Linked DNA regions of Mus musculus: region 2 is linked to region 1. A link is a loop called in an ENCODE intact Hi-C map of the cell type or tissue named here. Cell type or tissue: heart. All regions are shown on one strand. Each heading gives the region's core, and the rest is flanking DNA. Links, peaks and the distances in the headings are about the cores only. Region 1 holds the start of Senp7 (SUMO1/sentrin specific peptidase 7). Region 2 holds the start of Tfg (Trk-fused gene).

Evidence for each region. Hi-C counts contacts between places; a loop is a spot of excess contacts. Peaks named below come from ENCODE experiments on the same cell type or tissue, not always from the same donor. Only the 100,000 strongest peaks of a DNase experiment are listed, where the experiment ranks them.
Region 2: it touches region 1 in a loop (3.0-fold over the local background); 2 of 42 quality-filtered maps call a loop at or near these places.

Annotation. Positions count from the first base shown.
Region 1 is chr16:56,070,362-56,086,148 of GRCm38, forward strand. It overlaps Senp7 (SUMO1/sentrin specific peptidase 7), which reads left to right and starts at 5,043. Exons shown (of 24, transcript NM_025483.4): 1 at 5,043-5,217; 2 at 11,995-12,047. The coding sequence starts at 5,178. In heart, for the core only: a CTCF peak has its summit at 7,236 (motif pointing left); DNase peaks (open chromatin) are centred at 5,260 and 5,590; H3K4me3 peaks cover 1,887 bases; H3K27ac peaks cover 2,905 bases.
Region 2 is chr16:56,708,747-56,724,533 of GRCm38, forward strand. It overlaps Tfg (Trk-fused gene), which reads right to left and starts at 8,704. Exons shown (of 8, transcript NM_019678.3): 1 at 8,439-8,704; 2 at 3,865-4,094. The coding sequence starts at 4,048. In heart, for the core only: no CTCF peak of the experiment used is centred there; a DNase peak (open chromatin) is centred at 8,815; H3K4me3 peaks cover 2,932 bases; H3K27ac peaks cover 2,529 bases.

The sequences.
Region 1 (15,787 bases), core at 3,146-11,145:
AAATGAGTCCTCATGACCCAAATAATCTGTTAAGAGTTCAAAGCTGGAGCTCTAGTATCATCCACTCATAAAACCAACCTATCTTCTAATAAATACCAGGACATGAATGGACTTTGATAACATTATGTTAAATGATATAAACCAGTCAAAGAAGACTTGGCAGTAGACTGACACATTTATACAGATAGAAAGCAGACAGAAGTTGGCGTGGACTATGGCAGGCCTGTCAAAGCTGCTAGAAAGAATTAACTCGGGCTGAAGAGATGGCTCAGCCGTTAAAGGCTAGGCTCACAACCAAAAATATAAGAAAGAATTAACTCTTTACCTGGGCCCGTAGGGTAACTGAAACCAGGAGCAAAGCCTGGCATCTGTCTTTACTCTGGATCTATCTCTTTTACTTTGGGACTCTTGATTATCCCTGAATCTAGAAATGTTTATGAATCAAGAATTGTCTATGTAGAGATTGTTTCCCTTTACTGCTGAAGACACAAAGACAAATTGTTGGGGCCGGCCTGCGGCTCTCATGTCCCGTTCGAGCCTGGGAGGCATCTTGGAACTGGAAGAGAAGAGGGAATCTAGGCAGGTAGAGAAATAATGGAACCAAGACAAGCTAGTCTGCTCAAGGTTCAAATTTTTAATGGCGGACACGCTTTATAAAGGAGAGGGGAGGCCCATTCCTGCTAAACTGGAGGTGACCATGTGTAGGATCAGATGTAGACAGCTAGGCTGACTCCCAGCAGGTAGGAGCAGCAGCAGTGGCAGAATAGTAGAGTGATCCAGGGAGTCAGGCTCCACCCTAGGTGATCTCCTTAGTGGTAAGCAAAGTCAAGGTCTGGCTCAGCCTGCTTCAGGCTTGTGGGGGGAGGTTACAACAAATAATTGTCTTAAATCTGCAGTCACCTTAAACTCTGACAACAGAAAGTCCAATAGGCAAGAAAGATCACCCACAAACTGAGAGCCGTTATTTATGCCAGAGGTCATATTCTGGAACAGGTTGTCATGCAGGAACCAGATTGCTCCTCCCAGGCAAAGACAGTGTAAAGCTATTGTTAACTTTGAGCTCAGAGAAAGGTGGCAGGAGGACCACACCTTGGCCAGGAGGATGGCTTTTCTATGCACACTCTTACTTCGGCCCCAGTTCTTTCTCTCCTTCACTGTGAAGTTCATATCAGTATCCCCAAACACAAAGACTCCAGGTTCTTCCAGCATTCCTCAACCCCTAGCTGATGCACAGTATAGCCCCACCCCCTGCCCCGAACAGCAGGGGACTGGGCTGCTTTTCCCAGAGGCTCTTTCCCACGTAATCCAGACTTTTTGATTACCTTCCTCTTTTTGTACTTTTGACCTGGCTGCTGTACCTGGTTCCCCTCTCATCCCTCTCTCTTCTCCTCCTCTTCCCACATTGCTCAGGGTCATAACTGTTAGTGGCAGGCAATTCCACTGGCCAGAGACCTAGCAGCTGCTTATCATCTACTGCCATTGCCATGTGTGCCAGGTGTGCACTGCAGATAAAAGCACCAACAGCCACCCCAAAGCTCTCTCTCTGCATTCCCTCTCTGTTCTCTGGGTGAGCCACCTTGTGCCTGCCCACCCACAGCTCTCTCTCCTCTCCCTCCCTCCCTCCCTCCCTCTCTCTCTCTCTCTCTCTCTCTCTCTCTCTCTTTCTCTCTCTCTCTGCCTCTACCCTTTCCCCAGGTCCGAATTCCTCTCCCCTCCCCCAGTAAACCTCTTTTGCAGCAGATCTGTTGCATGGTGTAATTTCTCAGGGGTACACCTTGGCACAGGCCTGCCAAAGGCACCCCCTCTCCTGGTCACTACTTTACATTTCATTCAAAGACCATTTTGGGCTCTCCCAGATGTGTCTGCCTCTGGCTATGCTCTCCCTTTTGTCTATAATAAACGTTCTCCTCTACCATCCCTAGGAGCAGTCATATCCTTTCCTTTAGTTTTTCTTTATCTTTTTCTCTTTCTCATTCACTTACCATCCTATATCTTTTTAATTGTGAATTAAGCTGTGTAGCTAATCCTAGTCTGTTGTGGCTTCCAGAAACCTGTTTTTTTTTTTTTTTTTTTTTTTTGTTTTTTGTTTTAACTGCAGCTATAGGTCAGGGAGGGAAGAGTTTTAGGGAGTTACCATATAATGGTGTGATGTCTCTGTTTGGTGTGATGTAAGGAAAGAAAAAAGGTCATTGAATTGCACACTTCAAAAGGATGAAGGACCGGGAAATGTGCAGCCCTGGCTGGTCTGAGTATGCCTGGCTTGAAACGTGATATTAAGACTCAAGTATTTCTGTTGTACCCTCTGGCTTGGAACATTCCAGTATTATTTTATCCTCCTCCTCCTACCTTCTTGCTTTCCAGTTGCCACGGAGTGGGTCCAGTGGGTCCTCTTCAATCCTGATTTCAAACCTTCCTGATTCAGTGGGAATCAGGGGTTCCAGCAGATGGGCATAGAGTCGGCGGGAATTGGGGTGACAAACAGACAAGACAACAGACACGACACAAGGGGGTGTGGATCTGAAGGTAATTTGTCAAATCAAGCATCAAACTTTTTATACAGAAGAAAATAGGGAAGTTAAGTGACAATGAGGTTACTGGATTCTTACATAAAACAGAGGAATGCAAACATGGAAGGACTGGCAGGAACCAACTGGGATAAAATTCAATGTTAACAACTGGGATCAACAGCAGCCCCACCTAAAGTCAGCTTAAACTTAGAAGCCAGGGGCGAGGGCTTCCATGCCCTTGCCGTAGTTTCTATTCTAGTCTATTGTATAGTCCACCTTCTCCCTAGGTCATTGTAAATACTTGTATATGGGTGTAACTCAGCTATCTATAGTTCTAAGTATCTACTCTGGTTCCTCAATATTAAGGGAAAGCACACAGATCCGCTTACCAACTAAAGCAAGGACATGGGAGCATTCGTTATACAGGATGCCCTAATTCCAGGAGACTAAGTTTCTGTGAACTTTTCGCCTCGGGACAGCGCCCAGGTTTTCAGGGCCTGTCGTGTTTGTCACTACTGGAGTGGATTTAGCATCCAGTGTCTCACTATAGAGCCAAATGTTAGAAATGGGCTAGATAGTAACAAAAGAGACCACCATTCCAATTGAAATGTTTAAACAAGGCAAACTTGACTTCATGAGGAGGATGTGCTCAGAAGAGCAAACACTGAGAAAGGAAGTGAATTTGATTTATATTGTAATTCAGGTGGTGACCTGTGTCTTTCCTGGGTGGGGGGCTCTGAGAATATTTTAGGATTTTACTGCTGTGAATAGATACCATGACCAAGGCCGCTCCTCCTCCTCCTCCTCCTCCTCCTCCTCCTCCTCTTCTTCTTCTTCTTCTTCTTCTTCTTCTTTTTTTTTTTTTTTTCGAGACAGGGTTTCTCTGTGTAGCCCTGGCTGTCCTGGAACTCACTCTGTAGACCAGGCTGGCCTCGAACTCAGAAATCCACCTGCCTCTGCCTCCCAAGTGCTGGGATTAAAGACATGTAGCACCACTGCCTGGCCAAGACAATTCTTATAAAGGACAACATTTAATTGGGGCTGGCTTACAGGTTCAGAGGTTCAGTCCATTATCATCAAGGGGGGGGGGGATCATGGCAGTGTCCAGGCAGGCATGGCATAGGAAGAGCTGAGAGTTCTACATCTTGTTCCAAAGGCAAACAGAAGATTGGCAGCTAGAACTGTTAGCATTTTGTCTAGGCTGTACCCCACAGTTACCTGGCAACAACTAGGTGTGCCCGACTGACTATAAAAGGGGCTGTTGGCCACCTTCCCTCTCTCTTCTGCTCTGTTGCCTTCTTGCTCCTGCTCTGTCCTCTTGCTCCTTCTGCCTGTCTCCCCATTCCCCTCCCCCATCTCTCCCCATGTCCTCATGGTGCTCATGGCCGGTGTCTACTCAATAAACTCTATGGGGGAAGGGATGGCTCAGCATGGGCTGGTGGAGGCACCCCATCTCCCACACCTGACTGCACAGCCACCAAACATACTCTTCCTCTCCCTTATCTTTTTACTAACAGAACAAGGACCAGGGTCTTGAAGCCCACACCCACAGTGACATACCTACTGCAAGAGGCCACACCTCCTAATAGTGTCATTCCCTGGGTCAAGCATGTTATAGTCTTAATTCTAGTGGCTATTTTGAAAAGAATTAGCACACAGGAAATGAGAAGGGGAATACATAACATTCCTGGCTCCAACTGGGTGGGAAGATTACAACGTGTCTAAATGTCATACAAGGTGGGGGAGAAAAAAAGATGTGAGTTTCTTGCTCCTGTGTGGGAGGGGGCGCAGGAAGAGCAGAGAGAGAGAAGCGTGGGGATGGTGAGACAGTAACAGATGGCAGGTGCAGGGGAAGAATCCTTGGCCCCAGAGAGTGGAGCTCTGGGACAGCCTGGTGCTTAGCATCTGCAGGAGTAGGGAAGGTGAGAGGCCAGGAGGCTGGGGTAGGGGTATTTGTGGATGGGGACTTTGGGGCTTTGATATGCAACCACAGGTATATGTCAACGAGGAGCCATCTGCCCCATCTCCTAGGCAAGGGAAACAAATGCTAGCCTTTATCTATCAGAGATCTAAGTGCTGGGCCACGACTGTTATTTTGGATCCTGAGGCCTAACAGTACCAAACACAGGCTTTATAGTTTTTGATAGAAAAGACTCATATTTGTTTATTTCTTACATCAAACAACAGGAACAACTACATTTTGCTGTCCTTGTTTCTAAGTTTGAGTAGCCTTCTTGAGGACAAATAGCTAGAAATACCACAGACAGTAGCTTCTCATATTTTGGGGGGTAATTTCGTTCAAAAGGCATAAAAGCAGAGGTACTCGGTATCTGTAATTTTTGTCAACTCAAATTTTATTTTAAAGTCAACGGGTTAAAAAATCGTGAATCAAGTTTTTCCTTAGGGACCCTCGTGGGGTAAGTCCCCTTCGCCTAACCAACGACAGAACGATAGGCTCGCAGGCTAAACAAGGCCCAGGAAGCGCTACCTCTGGCAGAGGTGGGAGGGGCAAGGGACTTCCGGTCGGGGGGGGGGGAGGCGACGACTAGTGCGCAAGCGCGAATCTCACTTCTGGCTTTCTCTCTTCCCCTCCCCCTCCCTTCCCCAGCCCGAGGGGTCCTGAGGTGACAGCGCCTGGAAGTGGGACTGGAGGAGCCGGCGGAGGAGAAGATGGACAGGGCCAGGCCTGGGCGTCGGCGAGCTTCATCAGGTGAGGAGAGCCGGCGCGAGGGCCGAGCCGACCATTGTACCTGCGCGGCTGGCGGCGGCTCCGCGGCGCGGTGGGGAGGGAGAGAGGGAGGGAGAGAGGAAGGGAGAGAGGGAGGGAGAGAGGAAGGGAGGGAGGGAGGGAGCGGCGGGGGCGCGCATAATGGAGAGCTGGAGGGGGGGGGGGCGCCCGCAGCTGTCGAAAAGCCTCGGCCGCCTGCCCCTTCTGCACCCCTTTGGTATGCTCCCTCCTCCCGGGACACGCTCCTTGATTGTCTTCGGTCCAGCGGTCTTCTCTGCTGGCTATAGCCGCTGTCCTGCCACGCCTTCCTCGCAATTGCACCCGCGTTCACTTTCGCTCCCACCTTCCCCGCACAAGATGTCACTCTCCTTTCTGATCCTTTGACCCCTCGCCTGGCCGGCTTCCCTCCTTCCTTTGGCAGATCAGAGAAGCTGCAAGCGAGGAAGGCGGGGCTTGTCGGTCGCCCCGCAGCGCCTCGAGTAAATAAAATACTCCTGCTGTCCCTCTCGTCCGACAGGCTCGTTTAATAGCGTTTTTCTTTTCCAGCCTCCAGCATCTTCCAAAAGTGATTCGAAAGTCAAAGGATTTGAAGCCGGGTTTTTTGTTGTTGTTGTGTTTTTGTTTTTGTTTTTTTATCTCAGCCCATTTTTTGGAATTGTTTTAAGACTTGAAACTCAAGAACCTCTTTTAAGTTTTGTATAAAATTGAGATAGAGCTCCGCCCCGTCGACAAGTTATTGTTATCCATCTCATCTGTTAAGTGCACCTCTTAATTCCTGGAGTCAGCTCCCGTGTGCATAGAAATGCACTGTCTAGTACATAAAACAGTGTCGATGAATTCATTGAGTTGTTTTTGTTTTCTTTTCTTTTTCTGTTTTTGAGAAAAGGTCTCCCTGTGTAACTCAAGATGGGGTCATATTCCTATTCCCCCTGATTACCTCTTCTGAATGGTGGGGTTACAGGCGACCCCCCCCCACTTTTTCCTCTTTCTGTTTTTTTGAGACAGAGTTTCTCTGTGTACTCCTGGCTATCCTGGAACTCAATTTGTAGACCTGGCTGGCCTCCCAACTCAGAGATATGCCTGCTTTTGCCTCCCATGTCCTGGGGTGTTAAAGGCTTGCACCACTACCAACTGAGCTCAACCCATTGTAAACTTTCTCATTATACGGTTTATTTTGGTAGAGTTAGACTCAGCAGTTCCAAATCTATTTAGGTATGCCCGGTGGCAATGTGTCTAAAGCTCTTAAGGCTATGAGCACAGATCTCTGAGGACTCGGTTTGACAGAGTTGAACTCCCAAGATCTCTTCATATGCAATCAATTTTATCAATATTTTTGTCTTTTTTTTTTTTTTTTTGAGGAATGGTCGTCCTCTTGCAGCCTTGGAGCTCAGGGGTCTCCTGCGTCAGACTTTTCCCGTGCTAGGATTTTAGGTGTGTTGCTACCACGCCTAGCCTTTTCCCACTGCGTATTTTAAAGATACTAGCTGTTCTTTGCCTTTGAAATCATATTTATGCAAGACATAAAGGTGTTTTTATATGCATGTCTCTACTGATGAGTTTTTGTTTTAATATTCCTGCTCCCTGGGGTCAAGTAAAATTGACATACTAGAAAAATGCAGTATCTAGTATCATTTGGGAGTTTTTGGATGGAGAACTTCAGGTGTGATCATAATCTCAGTTTAAGATGCACAGTTCCTTCTTAATAAATACGTTCCATCTCAGCTTGGTGCATTTATACGTGTTAGTGTGTTATATTAAGATATTAGCCTTTTCTATCCGTTGGCAGAATCTGTGCCCCTCACCCGGTTATATTCACTTATTATAGTTTATTTGATGGATATGCTTTTTAGAAATATGCTTTTTTGAAGGGCTGGAGAGATGGCTCAGTGGTTAAGAGCACTGACTGCTCATCTGAAGGTCCTGAGTTCAATTCCCAGCAACCACATGGTGGCTCACGACCACCTGTAATGGAATCTGATGCCCTCTTCTGGGGTGTCTGAAAACAGCTACAGTGTACTTTCATATAACAAATAAAGAAATCTTTAAAAACAAAAAACAAACAAAAAAGGAACTTTGAGAGTTAAAAAGTGGTTGGTCTGAAAACACACAGTTATTTATGTTAACTATATCGCTGGGAAAGATCTTTTTGGGTGAATTTTGAGATTAAGACCCCGGATTCATAAAAATTGTTGGTGTTCGTGTAGAGAATTTTTTTTTTTTCATGACTCTCCTTTGGAAATGGCCTTTCTGCAGAGGATGTGTTATCAGAACCATTCAGAAATCTAGTTTTCTAGCTCCCCCCAGTATGCTTCTAGTTGTGTAATATGAACATTAAGGAAATTACTTAATAGTATATTTGACTTTTCACATAGATATTAACAGAAGTATGCTGTCCTGGCACTTGTTCTGCAGAACAGGATGGTCTCACGCTCAGAGATCTGCCCGCCTTTGCCTCCTGGACACTCAGAATAAAGGAGTGCGCCACCATCCCCATCTTCAAATATTTTAGTTTTGATTTATATATTTGATTTTATGTCTATGAGTATTTTTCCTGCATGCACACATGTGAACCATGCATGCTCCTGGTGCTTGTGGTGATCAGGAGAGGACATCAGAGCCTTTGGAACTGGACTATAGTTGTGAGCCGCCATGTTGGTGCTGGCAATCAAACCTATGCCCTGTGCATGAGCAGTTAGTGTACTTAACTGCTGAGCCATGGCTCCTGTCCCTGGAAACAGTTTGTAGCATAGTAATATCACCTCCTTTTAGCATGACCCAGTTGTTTTCTTTTTTTTCTTTTCTTTTTTTTTTTTTTGGTATTTGAGATGGGGTTTCTCTGTGTAGCCCTGGCTGTCCTGGAACTCACTCTGTAGACCAGGCTGGCTTTGGACTCAGAAATCCTCCTGCCTCTGCCTCCCAAATCCTGGGATTAAGGGCGTGCGCCACCACTGTCCGGCCCCGTTGTTTTCTTGACTTTGTTTTAGAGTAAATCTCTTCTTCATCACCTGAGATTCATGTACTCATCAAAACCAGTGGTCCAACACTGTCTTCCTCTTCACGTACTCACCGAGCTCAGCTCTGAGATCTTGTTTGCAAGTGTCTGAAGATGACATTGCTGGACTGCACCTTCTGCACTCTTGGCCTGACAAACTTTCATTCTTTCAAAAACCCTTTCAAGTGACCTATTATTTTTGATTTATGGATGAAACTAGGATTTAAGAGTCATAAGCATCTGTAGTAAGAGCTAGTGTTAGAAACAGGACCAGGATTAAAATTCTGGTCCTAAATACAGTATCTATATCTTTAATATCTTTTACTGCCATTTTATGTTAATTTTCCATACTTTGTGGAAAAAAAGAGTTACATGGCTAAAAAATAACTAGTTTGGGTTTAAAACCAAAAACCAAACTACCTTCAGGGTTTCTAAATTCTTTGTGTGCTCTTGTGCATTGTGGCTCATGAAGAAAGTGGCTTTCAAGCGAGGGTAGCGGAGAGGGGCTGAAAGGAGGAGAGGAAGGGGAGAAATGGATATAATTCCATTTAAATTAAAAACATAAAAAAGAAAGAAATTGGCTGTGAGGACTGGTAGATGGTAGGTGGGTAAAGGTGCTTCCTGACGAAACGGATACAAGAATTCACTTGGTGGTGAGAGAGAGACAACTGAGCATTGTCTTCCGACCTCCACATGAGCCCTGCAATATGTATGAATCCTCCAGCCCCCAATAAATAAATGGAAATGTAGCTGAGTGCATCCTGATTTCTTCTTGAGGGCTTAGTGTCCTATTATATATTTTCCTAACATGCATCAGTTGGTCCAGGTGATATCTGTTTGTAGTATTAGAAGTATAATGTGACCTGGACCAGCAAGTTGTTCTTTAGTGCCTGGATCCTAAGGGCGATAACCAGGGGATGAGAAGATAAGATAGGGAAGCAGGGATCAGGTCTTACACAAGCTATTTCTTAATGCCAAACAAGTTTATCAAGAAGTACAGCATCTTACATACAGTTTGTAGGGGAAAATGGCAGAGTCAGCAGAAAACTATCATAATGGGACAGTTTGCAAGAAACTAATCAAGCAATTTTTCACAAAGAGAACACAAGATATCTCAAGTTCATCACAGACCAAGTGCTCACTGGCTTTGGAAGGGAAAAGTTGGGTTCTCAGGATCTGGAAAACAGCAGCTCCTCCAAGGCCCTGGCCATTACTGGCCTTGCAGAGCATGTACCTGTTATAGATGAGGGACTAAGTTCCTTCTCTGTGCATCAGGACCTCAGGGAAAGTCCTGCACTGGCCTCTTCCTCAAAAGTAATGGACTACAATTAAATTCAAATTAAAAAGCTGCAACTAATTATGGTGAATCTGTATTCTTTTCCAAGACGATACCTAAGGCAGTTGAAGTAAGTAGGATTGTCCAGAGAAAGTGTAAAGAGTTAGGCATGGTGGCACACGTCTTTAATTCCAGCACCATGTGACTTCAAAGCCAGCCTGTTCTATATAGCAAGTTCTAGGCCAGCTAGGCCTACATTAGAGAGAAACCCAAACAAACAAACAAACAAACATACAAACCAAAAAAAAAAGCAAAAGCAAACAACCCAAAACAACAACAACAACAAAAAACCCCAAAACAAAACAAGGTCAGATAATTTGCAAATGGAGAAAATAGACATTGGCAAGCAGGTAAACTAGGAGTAGGGTTAGGAGGAGAGTGGAATGTTAGCATTTCAGAGAAAGTCATGTAAGGGATTTGCCCATAGAGGTTACTTTTCCTGGTGAATGTGGTCCAACAGCAATAGGAGAAGGCAGATTTGAAGAGCCTGAAGGAGCTAAGGGATGGGAGGAGGTAGGCCACAGGAATAAGCTGAGAAAGTGAGAGGAGGGGAAGTACACAGTTGGAGTAGGGAGTCAGGGCTAGAAAGAAAAGACTAGGAAAGGTCAGCGGAGAAGATGATGGTTAACGATGTATCAGGCAAACTGTAGTTAGGGTGAGGTGCTGGGAGAGGGGCATGGAGGAGATTTGATGACGGGGAAAGTGGGAGGAAGACAAATCCAGATACAGTTTGAGAAGTTACTATTGCAGTCATGGCTTGTGGTGAAATAGGTGAGGTATTATGAAAATGGAGTTTTAGAAATCTGAGCTCAAGAATAGGAGGTTATGTTGGGTTGAATAAAGGACGTAACTAATTTCAGAGTTTTAAATGTGAGTTTGCAGCCAGCCATGGTGGTGCACACTTTGATCCCAGCACTGGGGAGGCAGAGGCAGGCAGGTTCTGAGCTCGAGGCCAGCCTGGTCTGCAGAGCGAATTTCAGGACAGCCAGGGCTATATAGGGAAACCCTTTCTTGAGAAGAAAAAGAAATGTGAGTTTTCGGGGGTTGGGGATACTAAAGTTGATAATGAATCTAATGATACTAAGCAGAAGGAGGAAGCAGAAGAATAAGTTTAGTTTAACGTAGGGTAAAGTGATGTGACAGGAGGTGGAATCAAGGGAAGGGTTCAGGGCCAAGGACATCATGTGGAATGAGAGGTTTCTATTTCAGAAGTTGGGTAAAGCTGGGTGTGGTGGCACACACGTTTAATCCCAGAACCTGGGAGGCAGAGGCAGGTGGATCTCTTAAGTTCAAATCTACAACATCCTTCGGAAGACTAGTGTAGCTGTAGGCTTCTGTAATCCTAGCGCTTGTGGTGGATAGAGACTGAAGGGTAGTGGGCCCATTGGCTGCTGGCTGAACCTGGAGGTTCAGTGAAGGAGACCTTGTTTCTAGTAAGGCAGCGATTGATACGCAGAACACCTGATGTCTTCTGTTTTCCCTACATACTCAGAGATGTGCAGCTTGCATATGTACCTGCCTGATTGCACCCTACATGTCCATTACATACATGTACTCAAACATACAAACAAAAGATTGCTTCTCCATCATTTATTGTGACAAAAATTTTCTTGCCAAATTATAGTAATATGCCACAAGTAGATGTCTTGGTGTTATGTATATACATATGCATATGTATGCAGTTTTTATTATGAAGTCTGCTATATAATTTGGTAGGTTACAGTTATTTATTTATTTATTTATTTATTTATTTATTGAATAGGATCTTACCATTAGCTTTGGCTGTCTGGGAACTTGGTATGTAGACCACCAGGCTGGCCTTGAAATCACAGAAACCCACATGGCTCTTCCTTCTGAGTGCTAGGATTAAAGGCGTGCTCATTATACCCGAGATGAGTGGCACATGATAGTATTAAGCAAATTATTTGCTGATTGAGAGAATTCATATAAGTAAAACCCACAGGAAGTCTGAAAACACTGATGAGTAAAGAGTTAAAGTGTTTCCATTTATGCAGCGTTGTGTGGCTTTGTGTGTGTGTGTGTGTGTGTGTGTGTGTGTGTGTGTGTGTGTGTAAGAGAGAGAAAGGAAATCTTTTTGTAGAATACTGCCAACTTCTAGATAATGTCACCTCTGCTCTCTATCACGAGCATTTGCCCAATCATCTGATTCTACCATGGGTATGAGGAAATTTCTGTTTAGTTCTTCTAAATTATCCTCATGCTGGAGACTTTTGTGACTGTCTGTTACACTGACACATGACAGATTTTTTGGTCTTTAGGCATAGCCCTTTAGGATCTACAGAACATATCAGTGTATTATAAGCATAACAAACAATTTTAAATACGTGGTATATATAAAAGGATCCTGTTCATTAAATTCTGTCATTTAGATATTAAGTAATGATTTTTATTACGTCTTTCATTTTTGTAGAGATTGTTACAGAGGGAAAACGGAAAAAGTCATCACCAGCTGATTTACAGAAGGTATGTGTTCATGTGTTCATGTCTTCAAAGTTACTGATACCAATACCATTGTGCTAGTCTCATTTTAGTGTAATTACAGTATACTGTAAAACTTTAGTCAGTGTTTTAGGTAAAATTCTGTGTTCTGACTAACTGAGGTTGGAACACGGAACTTTATGAGACTTAAGTTATTACATGGTAATCAGTATACCTTCCAGTGCTCATTTTAGATTTTATATAAAGCATAGTTCAGTGTTTCTTTGGTGAATGAATGCCATGTCTAATGTTCATTTATTAATAATTTAGATTTAGAAGAGTTATATTCCTGATATAACTGAAAATGATACCTTGTTTTTGTTTAGTTTAGGTTTTTTAACTAACCAATTAATTAATTAATTTTTATGTGTATGGGTACTTTGCTTCTATGTATGTCTGTGCATCACATACTTGATTGGTGCCTGCGGAGGCTAAAGGATGGTGTTGGATCTCTTGGGACTAGAGTTAGAGATGGTGTGACTGAGCCACCATGTGGGTGCTGGGAATTGAACCTGAGTCCTCTGGAAGGGCAGCTGGTGCTCTTAGCCTCCTGTGAGCCACTTCTCCAGACCCTGCACTTCCTTGCCTGTCTGTCTGTCTGTTTTCTTTCTTTCTTTCTTTCTTTCTTTCTTTCTTTCTTTCTTTCTTTCTTTCTTTCTTTCTTTCTCTAAATTTCTTTGTATTTCCTGTGCATTGGTATTTTGTTTGCATGTATGTCTGTGTGAGGGTGTTGGGTGGGTCCTCAGGAATAGGAATTATAGACAGGTGTGAGCTGCTATATGGGTGCTGGGAATTGAACCCAGGTCCTCTGGATGAGCAGGTAGTGCTCTGGACCACTGGGCTATCTCTCCAGCCCTATGTTTTATTTTCTTGAAACAGCATTTCATGTAGCACAGGGTAGCCTTGAACACACTATAAAGCTGAAAATTATTCTTCTGTTCTGCCTTCTAAGTACTAGGATCACCTATATCAGGATGTATAATTAAAAAAATTATTTACTTATTCTGTATAAGACAAAGCTAGCAAGAGCAATTACTAATTTCTACTTATATAACACGTTTTTAAAGTCATCTTTTAAAAAAAGTGACCCCCTAGCATTTTGTGATTTAAATGTAGGAATAACCTGATTTACATAATAAATATTAATTATTTATTAGATAAATTTTTTCTTTCATGCACCCTTTTATTTTGAGACAGGGTTTTACAATGTAGCTCTGGCTGTTCTCGAACTGACTATGTAGACCAGGTTGCCTCAAACCCACAGAGATCAGCTGCCTCCAGAGTGCTGAAGTTAAGTCACTCAGTACTATTTCTGGCTACATGTTTAGCCTTAATTTAGAACATTCTTTGTGTTAGGCAGTTGTAGCATTTGGCAGAGGAGGGTGATGGGAGGGAGTCAGGAGTGCTTTAGAGAACCATCTAAAGAATGTTATTTTAGGTATTTGTTTTCATTAGTTGACTTAAAATTTGCAGGGGGTGCTTTCTCCATTTAAAGTGTTTGATTTAGATTAAGTTGGGTGAGCGATCTAACTGTCTGTCTGTCTGTCTATCTATCCATATATGTGTGTATGTATGTATGTGTGTGTGTGTGTGTATTTTAATATTGCTAGATCAGAAACTGTCATAACCAGTTCATTTTTTGTTACTATATCAGGATACCCGAGCCTAGTAATTTGTAAAGAAAAGAAGTGCTGAGCCAGTGAGATAGCTCAGTGAGTAAAAGAAAATAAATGTATTTTGTTCACGGTATTGGAGAGCCATTGGCATTTGTTCATTTTCTCTTGAGAGCCTTGTTCAGCTTCAGCTTTTGACAGAAAGTAGAAGAGCACCAAAAGAAAAAAAAAAAAAAAGACACGCCTTTAATCCCAGCACTTGGGAGGCAGAGGCAGGCAAATTTCTGAGTTCGAGGCCAGCCTGGTCTACAGAGTGAGTTCCAGGACAGCCAGGGTTACACAGAGAAACCCTGTCTCAAAAAACCAAAAAAAAAAAAAAAAAAAAAGAAAATAGAAGAGCAAACAGGCTGAAGATGAGCTGAGAGAGAATAAGTTCCAGTAGTTCTTTGTAATAATCGCTTTCTCTCTTTTCCTTCATCATCCTCATTATCGTTACTAATACGATTTTTTAAAGATTTTAAAAATTTATTTCATGTATGTGAGTACACTGTCGCTGTCTTCAGACACACCAGAAAAGGGCATCAGATCCCATTACAGATGGTTGTGAGCCACCATGTGGTTGCTGGGATTTGAACTCAGGACCTCTGGAAGAGCAGTCAGTACGCTTAACAGCTGAGCCATCTCTCCAGCCCCATTATTTTATTTTTTTGATTAAGAGTCTCACTGTGTAATCCTGTCTGGCGTGGAATTCTCTATGTAGATTAGGCTGGCCTCAAATTCACAGAGACAGCCTCTGCCTCCCAAATGCTAGGATTAAATTTATTTGACACCGCACCTGATGGAGGAGGGTTTCCTGTGTCCAGAAGTTTGAGGCTAGCCTAGGAAATATATCCATAATACTAAGTTAATACATCATTGTCAGATTCTCTTCCCTGAGTTCCCTGCCTGTTCCTCCTTTACCCTTTCTCGGTTTTCACAGTGTTGAGGATGGAACCCAGGGCTTTGAAAATGCTGAGGATATACTTTGCCACCAAAGCCACACCCCCTTTCCATACTCTTTAGGATGACATTTTTATTTTCAAATAACTTGTGACTCAGAAAAGTTATAGAAATAGGACAGAATTCCTGTGTACTATTTGTTCAGTTTATTCTGATGTTAATATCTTATATAATGAGAGTATGAATGTCAAAAAATAAGAAATTAGCCTTGATCTGATACTTTAACCTATAGATCCATTCCAAGATTCTTCATTTCCTTTACTTGTTATACCTTTTTAATTTCTGTGTCTGATTATCACATTTCTTTAGTATTGTTGCTTTTATAGCCATGACACTTTGGAAAAGAACTAGATAATACTTTATAGACTATTCTTCAACCTGAAAGGATGTGTGTGTGTGTGTGTGTTTGGTTAATGAGAATTTTTTCTGTGAAAGAGAGCTGTCCCTTTTCCATTTATTTATATCAAGTTCTTCTCAGATACTTATTCTGTTTATTATAATCTACTGTTGATGATTTTGTTGGTCAAAGTTTTGCAGTTTTGGCAATAGGGTATTTTTCAGATTGGCTCCTGTGTTCCCTTGTGTGTATATGTGTATGCATTTGTATGTGTATTCATTTGTATGTGAGTGCATGTGCGGAGAACATGTATGTGCATGTGTCAAGGGCATGTGCAGGCATGCATGTGGAGGGCAGCCTCAAGTGTCCTTTCTCCTCCTGCTCCCCAACTCTCGACGCCCCCAACAGGATCTCTTGCTGTTTTGGAATTTGAGAAGTAGGCAAGGTTGACTGCTCAGTGAACCCCAGAGATTTGTGGATTTCCACCTCTCCAGTGCTAGGATTTTAAGTGTGAGCTACCACACACACACACACACACACACACACACACACACACACAAATACACATATTTATATTTATTCATACACATATGTTTAATGTGAATTCTTGGGATTGAATTCAGGTTTCTGTGCTTTTAAAAACAGAAGTAGTGTACTGAGTTGTATATTTTCCTAGCCCTCCTGTAGCCTTTTAATATCATGCTATTTTTTTTTCTTGAGTGCTTTCTTTTTAGCATTATAAGATATGTTTTCGGCAGTTCAGGATGTTAATTTTG
Region 2 (15,787 bases), core at 5,173-13,172, 640 kb after region 1:
GACACTGAGCCAACAGCCAGGAAGCATACAGTAGCTGGTATGAGGCCCCAGACACACATACAGCAGAGGACTGCCTGGCCTAGTTTCAGTGATATACCTAACCCTCCAGAGACTTGAGGCCCCAGGGAATTGGGAGGTCAGGTGGGGTTGGGGGTGAGTGGGGATATCTTCCTGGAGAATGGAAACGGGGGTGGGGGCGGGGAGGAGGGTAGGTATGGTATGAGGATCGGTTGGAAGGCAGACTGGGAAGGGGATGAAATCTGGACTGTATAAAAGGATTAAAGAATAATAAAAATTTTTTAAAATTAAAAATTGAGTTATAAACTCAAGAAAAGAGAAGAAATTGACTTAACTAAGGGATACAGCTGAACAGTATAGAGTTAAAACTATGTATTTATAAACAGATAAGATTGCTCAAGGAAATAGGAAGAACACAGTGACTCTCAAAAATTTGTTTGGCTAATTTCAGATCGTATGTCAACAGAAAAGGAGAATTTACACATGTCAGTAGATGACCAACTTAGCTGATCACCAGTGTAAGTTGTCCAAAATAGGTGCCAAGGGATGAACAATTTCCATCTGCAGCTCAGCGAAGCCACATGACCAGGCTCTGAGCAATGCTATATGTACAGATATCCAACATCTCAAAACCTAGCTAAGTAAAATCTCTTCAGAGTATTCATCTGCATGCTGGATGTTAACGCTCAGGGTAAGCCACAGGATGCTAGATTTTCTTGCATGTTGAGCCACTGAGAATGTAAGATTTCTATAATAATAACAACCATCATGATTTAAAGTCAGTTCTCAGAGAAAAGCAGTTGTCAGTAATAAAATCAGGAAATGCAACTGTAATTCTATGTTTGGTGAAATATTTGTTAAGCAAAATATATCTCCATAAAAAATAGTTGTGGACAAATGAGCCCAAGAGCATTGCATATTATAAATTGACAATGTATATTAACATAATGAACACCAATAACTCCTGCAATAAAGACATCTGGCCAGGTGTAGTTAACCTCAAGTTCCATGTCAGTATTGGACTACATAGTAAGAACCTGCCAAAGGAAGAAGAAAAAAAGAATAAAGAGATACAGAGAGACATCTGCCTTTGTTTAAGCCAGCTTTCCTGTATTTGGTTGGTGTCTTAGGGTTTTACTGCTGTGAACAGACAACATGACCAAGGCAACTCTTATAAGGGGCTGGCTTACAGGTTCAGAGGTTCATTCTATTATCATCAAGGCAGGAACATGGCAGCATCCAGGCAGGCATGATACAGGAGGAGCTGAGAGTTCTACATCTTCATCTGAAGGCTGCTAACATAATACTGATTTCCAGGCAGCTAGGGTGAGGGTCTTCAGTCCATGCCTACAATGACACACCTATTCTAACAAGGCCACACCTAATAGAGCAACCTCCTGAGCTAAGCATATACATCACATTCCACTCCCTAGCCCCCATGAGCTTGTTCAAACACGTGAATCTATGGAGGCCATACCTACCCATACCATAATGCAAAATACATTTCGTCCAACTTCCAAAGTCCACATAGTCTATAGCACTCTCAACAGTGTTAACAGTCCAAAGTTCAAGGTCTCTTCTGCGATTCATCCAATCACTTAACTGTAATCCTTAAATCAAGACAGGAAACCAGCTGGACAAAGTCCAAACTACATCTCCATGCCTGATATCAAAGGTGGTCTTCAGATCTCCAACTCCTTTTTTAACTTTGTTGACTACAACAAACTTCCTTCTCCTAGGGTGGTTTCACTCCCTGCTAGCAGCATTCCTCAGCAGGTATTCTATGGCTCTGGCATATGGAAAATCATGGGGTATCCAAGGCAACTTCAGTATTACAGGTTCTTGTTTCAATGTCTGGGATCCACACATGACATTCTGGGCTCCTCCAAAGGGCTGGTATCGGTTCTCCAGCTCTGTCCTCTGTAGCACTCTAAGCTCAGGTTGACCCCACTCCACTGCTGCTGCTGCTCTTGGTGAGCATCCCATGGTACTGGCATCTCCAATACACTGGATTCTTCTGGGGCAACTAGGCTTCACCAACTGCCAAGCCTCAAATCCTTTTCATGACTCCTTCAGTCCTAGGCCATCAACTGCAACTGAGGCTGCACCTTTACCAATGGCCTTCCATGGCCTCTCACAATGCTGAGCTTAGCTGCTCTCCATGACCACTTCATGCTTCAAAAAGCGGGTGACTCTTACACAATACCAAGTACAGCTGCTGCAGGAGTTACAACCTTGGCTATCTCTGGAACACAGCTTCTTTGTGCTCTCAGAAAACACTCCCCAGAAGATTTCACCTCAGTGATGCTGGTCTCTTCTTAATCACCACTAATTTCTTAGCTCTACCTAACCAGAATCAATTGTCCCAGTAATGCCTTCTATTCTGGACTCTAAAGTCCTCCCTCAGAGCCACAAGGCTGAAGCTGCCGAGTTCTGCTGCTGCTGGAGCTAGAATATGGCTCCCTTGCTCTATTACATTATCACTAGCTTTGTTTTCCAACTCCTTCACTGCCTAAGCTTGGCTGTCCTGGAATTTGCTCCATAAACTGACTATGAACTCAAGAGATCTACATGTGTGTCTTCTAAACATTGGGATTAAAGGTGTGGTCCACCAAGCCTGGATTTAAGTTTCTCTTCACCTAGAACTTGCTTTGTTCTAGGCTGGAATTGAACTCAAGAGATCTGTTTGTCTTAGGCTCCTGGGATTAAAGGCTTGTGCTACCATGCCTGGATCTTAACTTATCTGGGTGCGATCTTGCCCCAAGATCACTACTCCCTTAATTCAATTTAATACCCTTGAAAATAGTACTTAGCTTCATTTCACTTCTTGGTACCCCTTTAATACCTGAACCATATGTTTTCTATTTTTCCTTTCTAAGCTTGCTACTCTTGTTCAAAATGCTCTTCATGAGACTTAACCAGAGAACAAAGTCTCTCTTGGGCTTTTTTGAGACTTCCTTTGTCAATGCAATTAATATAAATCTCCCTACCTTGGCCTTGGGTATACTCTTCAGATAACGGCAAAAAGCAGCCACATTCTTCACCAAAATATCAAGAAAATAGTCTCTGGTTCATGTATTAAAATTCTCCTCTAAAACTTCTACTACCAGGCTTCCACAGTTCAAATCACCCTCAGCAACAAAGTCTTCCATATTCCTACCAGGATGGCCCATTAAGCCCCACTTAAAGCATTCTACTGCTTTCCAAATCCAAAGTCCCCCAATCCACATTTTTCCAAACAGATGCATGGTCAGGCCTATCACAAGAATACCCCAGTCCCTGGTACCAACTTCTGCCTTAGGGTTTGACTGCTGTGAACAGATACCATGACCAAGGCAATTCTTATAAGAATTGGGACTGGCTTACAGGTTCAGAGGTTATTCCATTATCATCAAGGTAGGAACATGGCAGCACTAGGCAGGCATGGTGCAGGAGGAGCTGACTTCCAGGCAGCTAGGGTGAGGGTCTTAAGCCCATGCCCACAGTGACACACCTATTCCAACAAGGCCACATCTCCTAATAATGACACTCCCTGGGCCAAGCATATACAAACATCACAGTTGGTAAAGAAATTCCTTTTCCATTCAATATAGTATCAGAATCCCTTTCAAATCTGAACATACATGTGGAAATCTGAGCAGAAGAAAAGTATTTGAAAAACACATGTGAAAATGTCAGACACTCCCTTCTACTAATCAATTACATTTTTAACATACAAAGGAATTGTATGAACTATACAAATAGTAGGTAAAATAAAATGGCTAGGGGAAATGGAGAATTAGTCTACTGGGGGGTGGGGGAATGGGTGAAAGAACATGTATAGTACTTAATACCTTAAAAGCTTACCTTCATCCTTATACTTTATTGTAACTTCATCATTACTCAGAAGCTTTCCTCTGAATACTCGCTGCATCATTAGCACTAATTCATCGTAAGTAATGTCTTCATTATGAATGGGAATTCGTCGGATATCTTCCCCAAGTTGAGCTTTGATAATCAGCTTCCCACTTAGGTCCAACTGTCCGTTCATTGTGGAGTCCAGGATGCTCTATATATACAACTCTAGGGGAAAAAAACTGATCAAAGCAGAACTATTAGAATGTTAAGAAATTGTGCCCCTTAAAAATAGTGCCTCTCATTGACACATAAATGGTCTGGGAAGTGTTTTATTACTAATGTAATTTCTATTTTATGTATTATATTATTTTAACTAGTTAGCTGACAATACCATCTGTCTAAAAATAAATTCCTGACTTCTACCCCAAAGTTGCCTCTCCTAAGGCTTTCACATCTGTTAGTGGCAACTCTTCAAGAAGGCCTTGCTTCCCTCTTCTCACACCTCACATCTAAAGTGTCAGCAAACCTGGTGTCACCACCACCTTTAAAGTGTTCTGGTAATCCATCCAATTTGGCATCTTCAGTACCAATATTGAAACCAATTCCCTACTTTGTCTGCTTTATTTCAAAATGTCTCAAATGATCTGCTTATTACCTCCACCCACTTTCACTGAATCAACAAACCAGACGTTTGTTCTTAAGTAAAATCTAATGTCATTATGCTTAGAACCTTCCAATGAATTCCCATAGAAAAACGTACAAATGACCCAACCTCCGGCATTTTCTACTTCTCTGCCTTACTCGCACCTGCTATACCAGTTTTAGATCACCTCCCAACTGAAGGCTTTGTGTTTACTCTGTCCTTTGCCTTCAAGTCTTTCACACCCCTCACTGGAACCAGATTGCTAATTATGTATCTTCTAGAGGTTTCCCTAACAATCTAACTTAAAATGCACCTCATCACTGTCTTCTCTCCCTGCTTTATTTTTCTTCAAAGCCCTAAACACTATGTGACTTTTTAAAGCTGTGCTTTTGTTATCTTTCTAGATTGCAGAAGAAGCCTTGTACATAGTAGTTATTCAAATGGACAATGGCTACAAAATTATTAACTTGCAACTCTAATGTTAACCTGGGAGAGGAAGCATGTATGAACATGAAATTAGAACCTATATTTTCCTAAATAAAATCTCAAGAGTATTTTTTCTAATTTCCTATTTTGGAAACTCAAAGAAAAAGGGCAAATGAGTAGTATTCTCCTGGGCTTTTGAACAACTATCCATGATCAAGCAACACAACTCCATTAACCTGTCAACCCACATTACCTCCAATCAAAATGGGTGTGTATGATTAGACTGTATTCTCCTATTATTTTTTTAAGATTTATTTTATTTCTGTGTGCAGGTGCCCCAGGAGGCCAGAGTTGGATCATCAGGAGCTGGAACCATGGGTGGTTGTGAGACCTCTGATTTGAAAACTGAACTCGGGTCCTCTTCAAAAGTAGTACTGCTGCTAATAGCTTGGCCATCTATCTCCCCAGCCATGCATTCTTTATTTTAAAAAGAAGAGAACTAAGTATAGGATGGACAGGATCAGGAACTCAGGCCAGCCTCAACTACAAAGTTCAAGATCAGTCCAGGCACCGGGCCGTGGTGGCGCACACCTTTAATCTCAGCACTTGAGAGGAAGAGGCAGGTGGATTTCTGAGTTCAAGGCCAGCCTAGTCTACAAAGTGAGTTCCAGGACAGCCAGGGCTGCACAGAGAAACCCTGCCTAGGAAAACCATAAATAAATAAATAAATAATTGATCGATCGATCAGTCCAGGCTACCAGACTCTAAAAAAGGACATTGATCTGTGGTACAGTGCTTGCTTAGTATGCATAAGGCTTTGGGTTCCATAAATACTTGGTACCACGTTAAAAAAATGTATTTTTTTAAATGGTAAAAGTAGCTATTTGATACTGGCTTGCTACAGAATTTTCCCCTCATGGGTTTTTCTTATTATTATCTCATTTCAGGTTATTCAATATGATTGTCCTATGAATTTATAATCCTAATTCTGAACCTTAAGACTTTTAGTAATTCAAATTACTACTATAAAAGTGCATATTTAGGATCAAGTAATGGGTTAATATTTGTTTTTCTGCAAGGCCAAGTAATTCCTTAACATGCTTATCTATAGACACAGAATGTTCCTACTCTTTTTACCTGTTCCAAGTAAATGACCAAGAGCACCATTTAAGCTGTCCTGAACCTCCCACAGGCTACTCTGCTTTCATTCCTGAACTTTCACTATTGCCAGCTTTCTGTCTCCTTCCCTAAAACTTACTGAACCTCCATTTTCACCCCCGCCCCTTTAATGTGGAAAATCCCTCACCAAATCACCAAACTATTCATCTTGAATTGTTTTTCATGAGTCCTAGCTTATATCATGAATATTAAATATAAACCTCCCAGTAGTCCTCACATAAACGCTCTATCTAGTCTTTGCGTCTAACTATCCCTCAAATGAAAACAGCCCTTCACTACAAGGTCAAAGCAGAAGAACAAAGTGGAACAATGTTCCACAATCTGGATGCCACAGTTATCTTAATGTAAAGAGCACTGTTGGGTTTTGTTTGATCAGTCTCACAGGTGACTTCTAATGGCTGTGATGACGTGACACCTCTATAGAACCAACTCTTACATTGTTGGCCCAATTTGTTCTCCACCTTTAGAAAACATTTACATAACATCTACTCTACCCCAGGCTCTAAAACATATTAAGTTTAGAAAGATAGTAACTATCTCATACTTTCATTGATAGTCTGACAGGAATGAAGATCTTACAATAAATCTGCATTTACTGCCTTCTATCTATAGGCCATATAAGTCAGCAATATAGACTAAGGACCGGTGCTTAGAAAGCTGAACACTCTCAGTTCCTGAACCATAGAACCATCTCACAGTACCTTCTTTACCTGGCCAGAAGGGGCACCTCATATCAAGATACACTCCCAAGTAAGACCAAGTTCCAGCACAAATGTACTTGGTAATTAATATGCCCTCTGATGGAACTGGGAAGCACTCAGCTCCAGTGGACCTAAAAGCTAACATTACATATCCTTAACATCTACCATGGGTGGCCCAGTTTCATTTCTAGTTTCCTCCCTGCAGTCTTAGCTAAAAGTTGTCCATTTGTGTAGCAATGTCAGGCACCACCGTTATTTCCTGTCCCAAGAGAAAACCTCGTCCACACAGCTGTCAACTCTGGTCCTGCCTTTCTCTAAGCAGGTAGAGATTAACATGAATGAGTTCCTAGAACTACTGTTAAGATCACTATGCATTTTCTGATGCATCTCGTTGCTGTCTTACTACTTCCTAAGTCCAGAAGTGACTCAACCTGGAACTTAACCTTCATCCAAGAAATTCCTGGTAACTGGGATACACTGATGTGTCCAAGGACATAGCCCCTGCACTAGGATACCTCAGCCTCAGGCACCTGTTGCTTAACCTGAGAAGAGGCCCTCTTTCAGAAGCTTCTAAAACGCCCACCCTCTAAACAAGTTTCTTTTTCCCTTCTTTCTTTTCTTGTCCCCGCCTCCCCAAGACAGGATTTCTCTGGGTAGCCTTGGCTGTTCTGTAGACCAGGCTGGCCCCGAACTCAGAAATCCACCTGCCTCTGACTCCTGAGTGCACCACCACCAACTGGCTCCTTTTTCTTCTCTATTTTTTCTTTCTCTCTTTTCTTTTCTTTCTTTAAAGAACCTTGATTATTCTAAAACTGTAAGTGGGTCTCAAAATCTGTATGACACGCAGTGTATATGGCAAGAATGTAACCATTTTCACTGGTAGCTATGTGAGCTCAAGTTCTTCTCTGCGGCGTACTTTCTGCACATGCGAAGGGAGCCTAACAAGCTACTTTGGTAGAATCTTTGAGATTACCTATCTACAATTCTCCCTACCGTGCCCAGAGACGGCAACTTAACAAAAGTTGGCAACTGTAATCAGTAAAACTGGGTAGGGCCCCAAGAGGACACTAAGCACGGGAGTGTACGACCGAATGGGGCTCCTTTCTGTGTCCTCAATCTACCGATTAACTCCAGGTCTACGCTCCAACGTCCAAGCCACTCCCGGGGATCAGGCACAAACGCTTTGGGCTTTCTCAAGCCCCCTTTCTATGTCTTCCATGATTCACCCTCCACCTTCCAAGTTGCTCTAGAGGGTGAAGCACCGAGCAAACGCCCCAGGCTTCTTCGATCCCTGGTTCTCGACCTCCGTAAGAGGTACCCCCAGGCTCCCCTCTACTCTCTGGGGCCGGAGGGAACAGGACTTGGGGTATCAGCGGGGCCAAACGCCCTCCAGGTCAGGCCGGGCCGGGCGCCCTCTCCTCCCCCTCCCTCCCTCCCTCCCAGCCGCCCCTCCCCCATGCCGGGCCGCTCGTCCGCCTCACCCGGGCCCTGCGCCCTCCCTCCCAGCCCCTTCCCACGGTCCCCAGCCCCACCCTCCCACCCGGCGCTGGGAGGTTCCAGAAGCCCTGCGGCCCTCCCGGTTCCCCCGACCTCCTCCTTGAGTCGCCACGCGCGCCTCACTCCGGCGGACATACCCCGCTTGCCGAGGCCGTCCACCTCAGCTGACCCGGCCGCTGCGGGCTCACTCGGTGTCGCAGAGGAGGCTTCCAAACCCCGTCCGCTCCGCCGCCGTCCGCCGAGCCTCGCCGAGCTGCAGGCTGCGCAGAGCTGGCCAATCGCACGCACCCGACGAGCCTAGCGACAGCCACGGTCCCGTACGTGGCAGGTGGGAAGCGCAGGGGCGGGAGCGAAGGGGAGAAAAAAAAAAACTGCCCTGGCGCCCCGCCTCCAGGCGCACAAGCCAGTCAGGACGCATGCGCAGTGGGTGAGGGGCGGGGCGGGCGAAGACCCCGCTGCGTCGGGTGAGCGGCCCGGCTTCCTCACTGGATGACCGAGTGTAGGAAGTGCGAGCCGAGGCGGACACGCATGCGCAGGGAATTACCAGCACTTCCGGTTTTCCGGGCAGCCAGTCTTTCCTAAGTCTGGCTGCTGGGTGGGCGGGGCGTAGTCTGCAGGGCTGGGTTTGCTACGAGAGCCTGGGGGAAGTGGGGCATCTGTCCAGAAAGGTTTGGGTCTTGTTGCTTTGTGGCTGTCGTGACTACGCGCTAGTCTGTCACATCTCGGAAAAAACGAACCCCTTTTCCGCCTTCTTTCTACACGTTCATTCATTCATTCATTCAGGATTGAGTGCCTACGCTTTGCCGAAAGAGTGCTAGGATGAGTCAGTTCCCCAGCTAAGCTCTACCCAAACATTTAGGAAGATCCGAGTTTAGAGGGCACACCCACCGGTGCAAAAGACAAACTTGGATAGTAAAAACCGAGGCTTCAAGAAGGCTTTTATAGGATAGAGATTTGACCATACCCTACACTCGCCTAAATTCAGTTTTCTTTTTGCTTTGGATGTGTTTAAATGGATGGAACTTGAGAATTATCATCCTGAGTGAGGTGACTCAGTCACAAAGGAGCAAACACGGCTTGGACTCACCCTTGAAAAGACTGCTTACACATTGGTCCCTGACTAGTGTCTGAGCAACTAGAATTCAACAATGCTTCCACTGTTCTTTATTAAGAGCCATCCCTTGTGTCTAAAGTGTTTGAATAAATGTATTTTACGCTGAACACATTTCAATCTGCTTGCAATCTGGGTGCCAGGAATCTTAGTACACAGCAACCAGTGGGTCCCGTAATCTCCTTTAACAAGAAGAAGAAGAAAAATAAATAAATAAAGCAAAGTGGAGTGGTATAATCTAACACTACAATCTAAGTCTTACAAGTAACTTCTGGCAGACTATTCACATGGTTTAGGGACTTGTTGCTGGAAGAAATTAAGTGTGTCCAGGAAGAAAGCTTAGATGTGTGCTCTGGTCTCATACAGACTTCTTTCTTTATAATTTGTTCTTTTGCTATGTTCCTTTATGTTCTTTTCTATAATACCGTATGTCCTAGACATGGATACAGTTCCCTATAGTATCTGTGCAAAAACCATACAATGCCTATAGATGTAATTTGAGCATACTTTTTATTAAAAAAATCTACATCTAGAAACACAGAGATCTCATTACCAGAATAATCTGGAAAGAAGAGGTTGTAGATTTTGTAGCAGTGCTCAGAAAGGACTTTAGTACTGTTGCTTGTCTGCTTTCAGGACAATATATTCATTCACTACTTAACTGGGGTACTATTTTGTTAATAATTTCAGCTTACCTTCATAGTCACAAATTTTAGTGGTGGCCTGAAATTCAGAGTTTTCCTTGTCTTGCTTATTCCTTTATAATGTCTTGTGATCTTATCTCAAATCACATGACTTGTAACTGTCATCTAAACTCCCAGTCTAGAACACATCCCTTCTCTATTGCTGTCTAGTGAGTACCGGGTGGTTGGGGGTAGGGGGTTTCATCTTCATTTATTATCACCAAGGTCCAGAAAGTCTCAGTTATAATATTATGGTTTCATGGCAAACAAAGTCCAAAGTCCAACAAATTGTAAGATCATACCTCTGCATGTAGCAAAGTTCCACTGGGGAAACTATACAGATAGATAGGAACTGTACCAAACTATACAGATAGGAACTGTACCAGAGGCCCCTGGGAACAGCTTGTAAGAGATAAGCATTGGATCATGTCACTCTGCCCTACTTGCCTCTACTGCACACACACACACACACACACACACACACACACACACACACACAAACACTCCACATCTTCAGTTAAGAGCTGGTACTCAGAAACATGACCAATGGGCCAAAACTGAATTATAACTATTTACACCCTTTGGAATAATCAGAACCTTAAAAGTTAGCACTAAACTGCTAAGTATTGCTGTTGCCACTGTAAAATGACTCAGCCTCCTTAGAAAACAGCTCAGCTCTTACTGATTTTTTATTAGGTATTTTCTTCATTTACATTTCCAATGCTATCCCAAAAGTCCCCCATACCCCCGCCCAACTCCCCTACCCACCCACTCCCACTTCTTGCCCCTGGCGTTCCCCTGTACTGGGGCATATAAAGTTTGCAAGACCAATGGGCCTCTCTTTCCAATGGTGGCTAACTTGGCCATCTTCTGATACATATGCAGCTAGCTATTATTGATTTAATAAAGTGTTTAAAAATACAGGTTTAAAATAAATTACAATTACTCTGTGACCCAGTGACTCTAAGCAGTATTTTAAGAGAAAATAAAATGTTAGCCAAGAACATGTCCAAAAGTAAGTTTGATTCCTAATAGTCAAAACCAGATAAAATGTTTTCTTTTTACATAAAGGAACAAGCCCAAATTTTCTTCAGTAGATGAGAATTTCAGGGGACTTCAATGTGATTATTATTATTAATATTATTAGCAGGACTACATAAGTATGTAATGGTAAGTAAAATTATAATACAATCTCATTAACTGTTAAAGTTAAGACAAGGACTCTAGGGAATATAGAAAAGTAGACAATGGTTTAAAATTAAACCATTATGGATTTTGCTGTTATAAACATATTTGTGAAGATGACTATTCACTAGCTGTAATAAAGGATAAAGTACAAATTACATATCTCAGGTATACAATATGATATTGAGAACTATCACGATCATGCTAACATAGCCATCTCCTCACGGCTATACATGTGCAAAATCATGTAATGTGTCCTCAGCACTGTTGCGAATACAGTACACCACTATTAGTTACAGTGACTCTGCTGCTGTCCAGTAGAGTTCTAGAACATACCCAGTGTGAGGCTGGAAGTTTGCAGGAAACAAGCCACCTTTTCCTCTACCACCCAATCGTTGGTGGTAGTATTCTACTCTCACCCTGTGTGCAGCTGTATTTCAGAATCCACATAGACCTGCAATTATAGACAGTGTTTCTGCAGCTGGGTTCTTTAGAGTAATCCACACTGCTGCAAATGGCCATGCCTTTCTTTCTTCCCTAAGGCTGAGTACCTCTCCATATAAACAATATATACAATTTCAATTTGTGAGGATTCAACCTACGGTTCAGTTTGTGATAGTGCAAAAGCAGTATGAATCTAGTAGAATGACACTTCAACTTTGAAATTTGATCTTTTTCTAGGTGAGCAATATGTAGTATGATTTCAAAATGTTGGGCTTCAGCCACAAGCCACAGCCCCCAGCCAGCCACCCAATCATGACAGTAAATGAGTGATACTGCCCAGTATATTACATGGCATTCAGTAAACTGCACCTTATTATGAAACCAGCTCCCTGATATGTGATTTTGTCCAACTGTCAGGGGTCTACACATGTTTGTGTAGGCTAAGCTATAGCACTTGCTACTTTGGGCATATTAAATGCATTTTATTATGGTATTTTTAATTTACAATGAGTTACTTACAAACTCACAAGGTAAAAAGTGCCCATATATGCTGAAACTACTTTACTCAATCGTCCAAAAACCAATAGTTATGTGGATTCATTAGCTTTACTGTCATGAATAACACCACACAAACACGGGAGAAAAAAACAAAGAAGCAAGATAAACTTAAAGATGGAAATGGGAGGAGAAAGAGCAAGGGACTGGCAGTTGAGTTGTGAACTTTCAACTGTCAGTTAAGATGCAGGCAAGAAAATCCAAAGGTCGGATGATTTGTTTCTCTTGACACTGCAGGAAAAGAAGGAAAAAAAAAAAAAAAAAAACCTCACCAGGAACTATCATCCCAGAGGTAACCAGAAAATGGGTAGAGTAGGACCTGCTCATATTCAACAGCTTGAAAATGAGTTCCGAGTCTTTCTTACTATACGTTGTTTTGGTTTTCTTTTTAAAGCCACATGTTATAGTCTGTATTTACTCTTATCCTATTCTCCCTCTGGATGATCCCACTCAAAGACAGTTCAGACGAGGAAAACGAGTGACCAGTCTTAGCCTGGCTCATTTCTCAGCAGATATTCGTATTTTGTCAGATGTAGTAGCCCTCTAAAGTTTGCTCTCAGCATCCCTTCTGTGATGTAGTTGTCTATTCTTCACAGTGCTTAATAAGCATCTGTCAAATAAATTATCCCTTATCTCTCCCTCACAATGAGTATTTGACCCAGGCTACCACAAAATGTCTAGCACAAAGCATATGTTCTGGGTAGACAATAGCAGCTCTGGACCTGCTTGCCCTCCTTGTCTCTCTCTGCCCACTGTACTCTATTGCAGAGGGCTACCTGTGTGCTCTATAGACTCCTGTTTCTTGACTTTTGCTGATTGCACCCAGTGTGAGACTTGCTAAGAACCTGTTGCATAGGAGGGGCTGGCAGCCCAGAGTCTTTTCTGCCCTTTTTCTAGGGAAAGCTGGTTGTCTCTGTCTCAATCCCAGACCACTGAGGAGAGGTGTTTTCAGCTCCTGCTCATACCTTCATGTTTTGTTCATGTCTCTGGCTCAAAAGAAGTATCTTCTCCCCTTGCTTCCTTGTGGCTGTCTATAGTGCATCTCATTTGGTCCTCCCTTTTTAATTACCATAAAATAGTCTTAGAGTCCCTCTATTTTAAACACCTCTGCTTTTGCTGGAAGAGTAAGGAGAATTAAATCCTGAAAGATTTGGCAAGCGGTTTGCCAAGAGGAATGAAATCCCTCTTCTTGTTAGATCTTAAGGCTTTAGGGTTAGGAGTGCCAATGCCAATCAATAGCCATATTTGAGAACAAGGATAAAGAAACACAGAGACAGGACAGGGGGGATAGAATTCTGACACATTATCACTATTCTGGGTTCTAGTTAGGCCTGGAGTTCATGTTACCATGCACTTATTTCACGTCTCAAGCCAGGGCACTTGAATGTTTAAAATAGCTATTGCTAATACACAAGTCAGGATCACAAACAAAACCTGGTATTGCCTCAGACAAAACGGAACACAGAAACGTTATCTGAAGCCAACTTGGCTCTTGGACTTTACATTAAGTTAGCATATTCCCTTTAACCTTTGACCTAAATTTGAGTTAGATTCATATCACCAAATGAGACTGCTGACTAGCACTCAGGGTAAAAGTTCAAACCAAAGGAATGATCTTCTCCTGGTCAGATTTCAGGGTTTCATGTGAATTAGTCTCCACAATTGCATGTGGACTTTGCATGTTTAAAGGAACATTTTATGGAATTTTACTGGGATACTCGAAAGATAATAAAAACACAGAAACGTTAGCCACCAAGGGAAAAAAAATCACATCCTCCTCTGGCTGAGTATAGTTTGTTTTGATTTTCCTCATATTTTTCAGGGCTTGGCTTAAGGGATATTTTCATCTGATCAAATTTTGAGTCAATTGCATCTTACTATTTTTCTTTGTCCAGCCCATATCTGAGTGTAGCACTGAAACACTGCTTAGAGCATGGGCCTTTCAGAATTGGTTTTCTTTTGTACTTCTCTTTACTTTATCTACTCTCTCATTAGGTCTCATCTATACTATAGACTAAATAAGCTTGTCTCGGCTTCCCTCAGAATCCAATTGTCAATTGTCATTTGCAACCATTTCTGTGAGAATGTACATTCTTTGCGTAATGGTGAGAAGGATTTTCATTTAAGAGCACTGGATGCTCTTCCAGAGGACCCAGGTTCAATTCCTAGCACCAGCATGTCCACTCACAACTATAACTCCAGTCCCAGGGGATTGGACCTCTCTTCTGGCCTCCACCGGCACTGCATGCACATGGTATATGCAGCCATAAAACAGATTTTAAAAGTTAAAAGAATTCAGTCTTTAGTGAATCATGAGAAGCCTGTGCTAAGATCACATGAAATTTATTAGATCCTTAGTTCGTACACTCACAGGAGAAGCCCGGTTTCTGACAAAAAAGCAAAAATTCAAAGAAGGCATCTCCTGAGTTCAGAGGGGGTTCTCTTCATACTTCAAGGTTTGGTGTTCTATGACTACCTAGAGCTTTTAAAAGCCATACATGCGATTATGAGTATAGCTTTTCATTTTGAATCTCATCAATCATCAATAATATAAAGATATTAAACCTGGCGGTGGTGGCACACGCCTTTAATCCCAGCACTTGGGAGGCAGAGGCAGGCAGATTTCTGAGTTTGAGGCCAGCCTGGTCTACAAAGTGAGTTCCAGGACAGCCAGGGCTACACAGGGAAACCCTGTCTCGAAAAACAAAACAAAAAAAACAAAACAAAGCAAAAAGATATTAAAAGGGATGTGTGTGTGTGTGTATACATGCACATGCATAACTAACTAGAGGTTTAGCAGTCTACTAATCTATCTCTCTATCCATTTCTTACAGAGTTGATTATTCTGGTCACAAAACACTTTTTTTTTTAAGTTCTTAGATGTTTGTTTGTTTTTTTAAATATTTTTTTATTACGTATTTTCCTCAATTACATTTCCAATGCTATCCCAAAAGTCCCCCATACCCTCCCCCCCACTCCCCTACCCACCCACTCCCACTTTTTGGCCCTGGCGTTCCCCTGTACTGGGGCATATAAAGTTTGTGTGTCCAATGGGCCTCTCTTTCCAGTGATGGCCAACTAGGCCATCTTTTGATACATATGCAGCTAGAGTCAAGAGCTCCGGGGTACTGGTTAGTTCATAATGTTGTTGCACCTACAGGGTTGCAGATCTCTTTATCTCCTTGGATACTTTCTCTAGCTCCTCCATTGGGGGCCCTGTGCTCCATCCAATAGCTGACTGTGAGCATCTGTCTCTTGTGAGACTAGGCCGGGGCCTAGCAAACACAAAACACTTTTTAAACAAAACTCCTTTTCCTAAAGAGGAGACTGGTTGCCAAACAATTCATTGGCAAAAGTTTAATGTCTGTAAGCAACTCCCTGTACTCATCAGGAGCCACTGTGTTCTAGAAGGTAATATTTTTTCTCATTGTAAAAGAATTTGTTGTGAGTTCTGCATAATTGTCAAAGTGTGTCATGCAAACTTAGTAACTATGGTCATCTTAATATA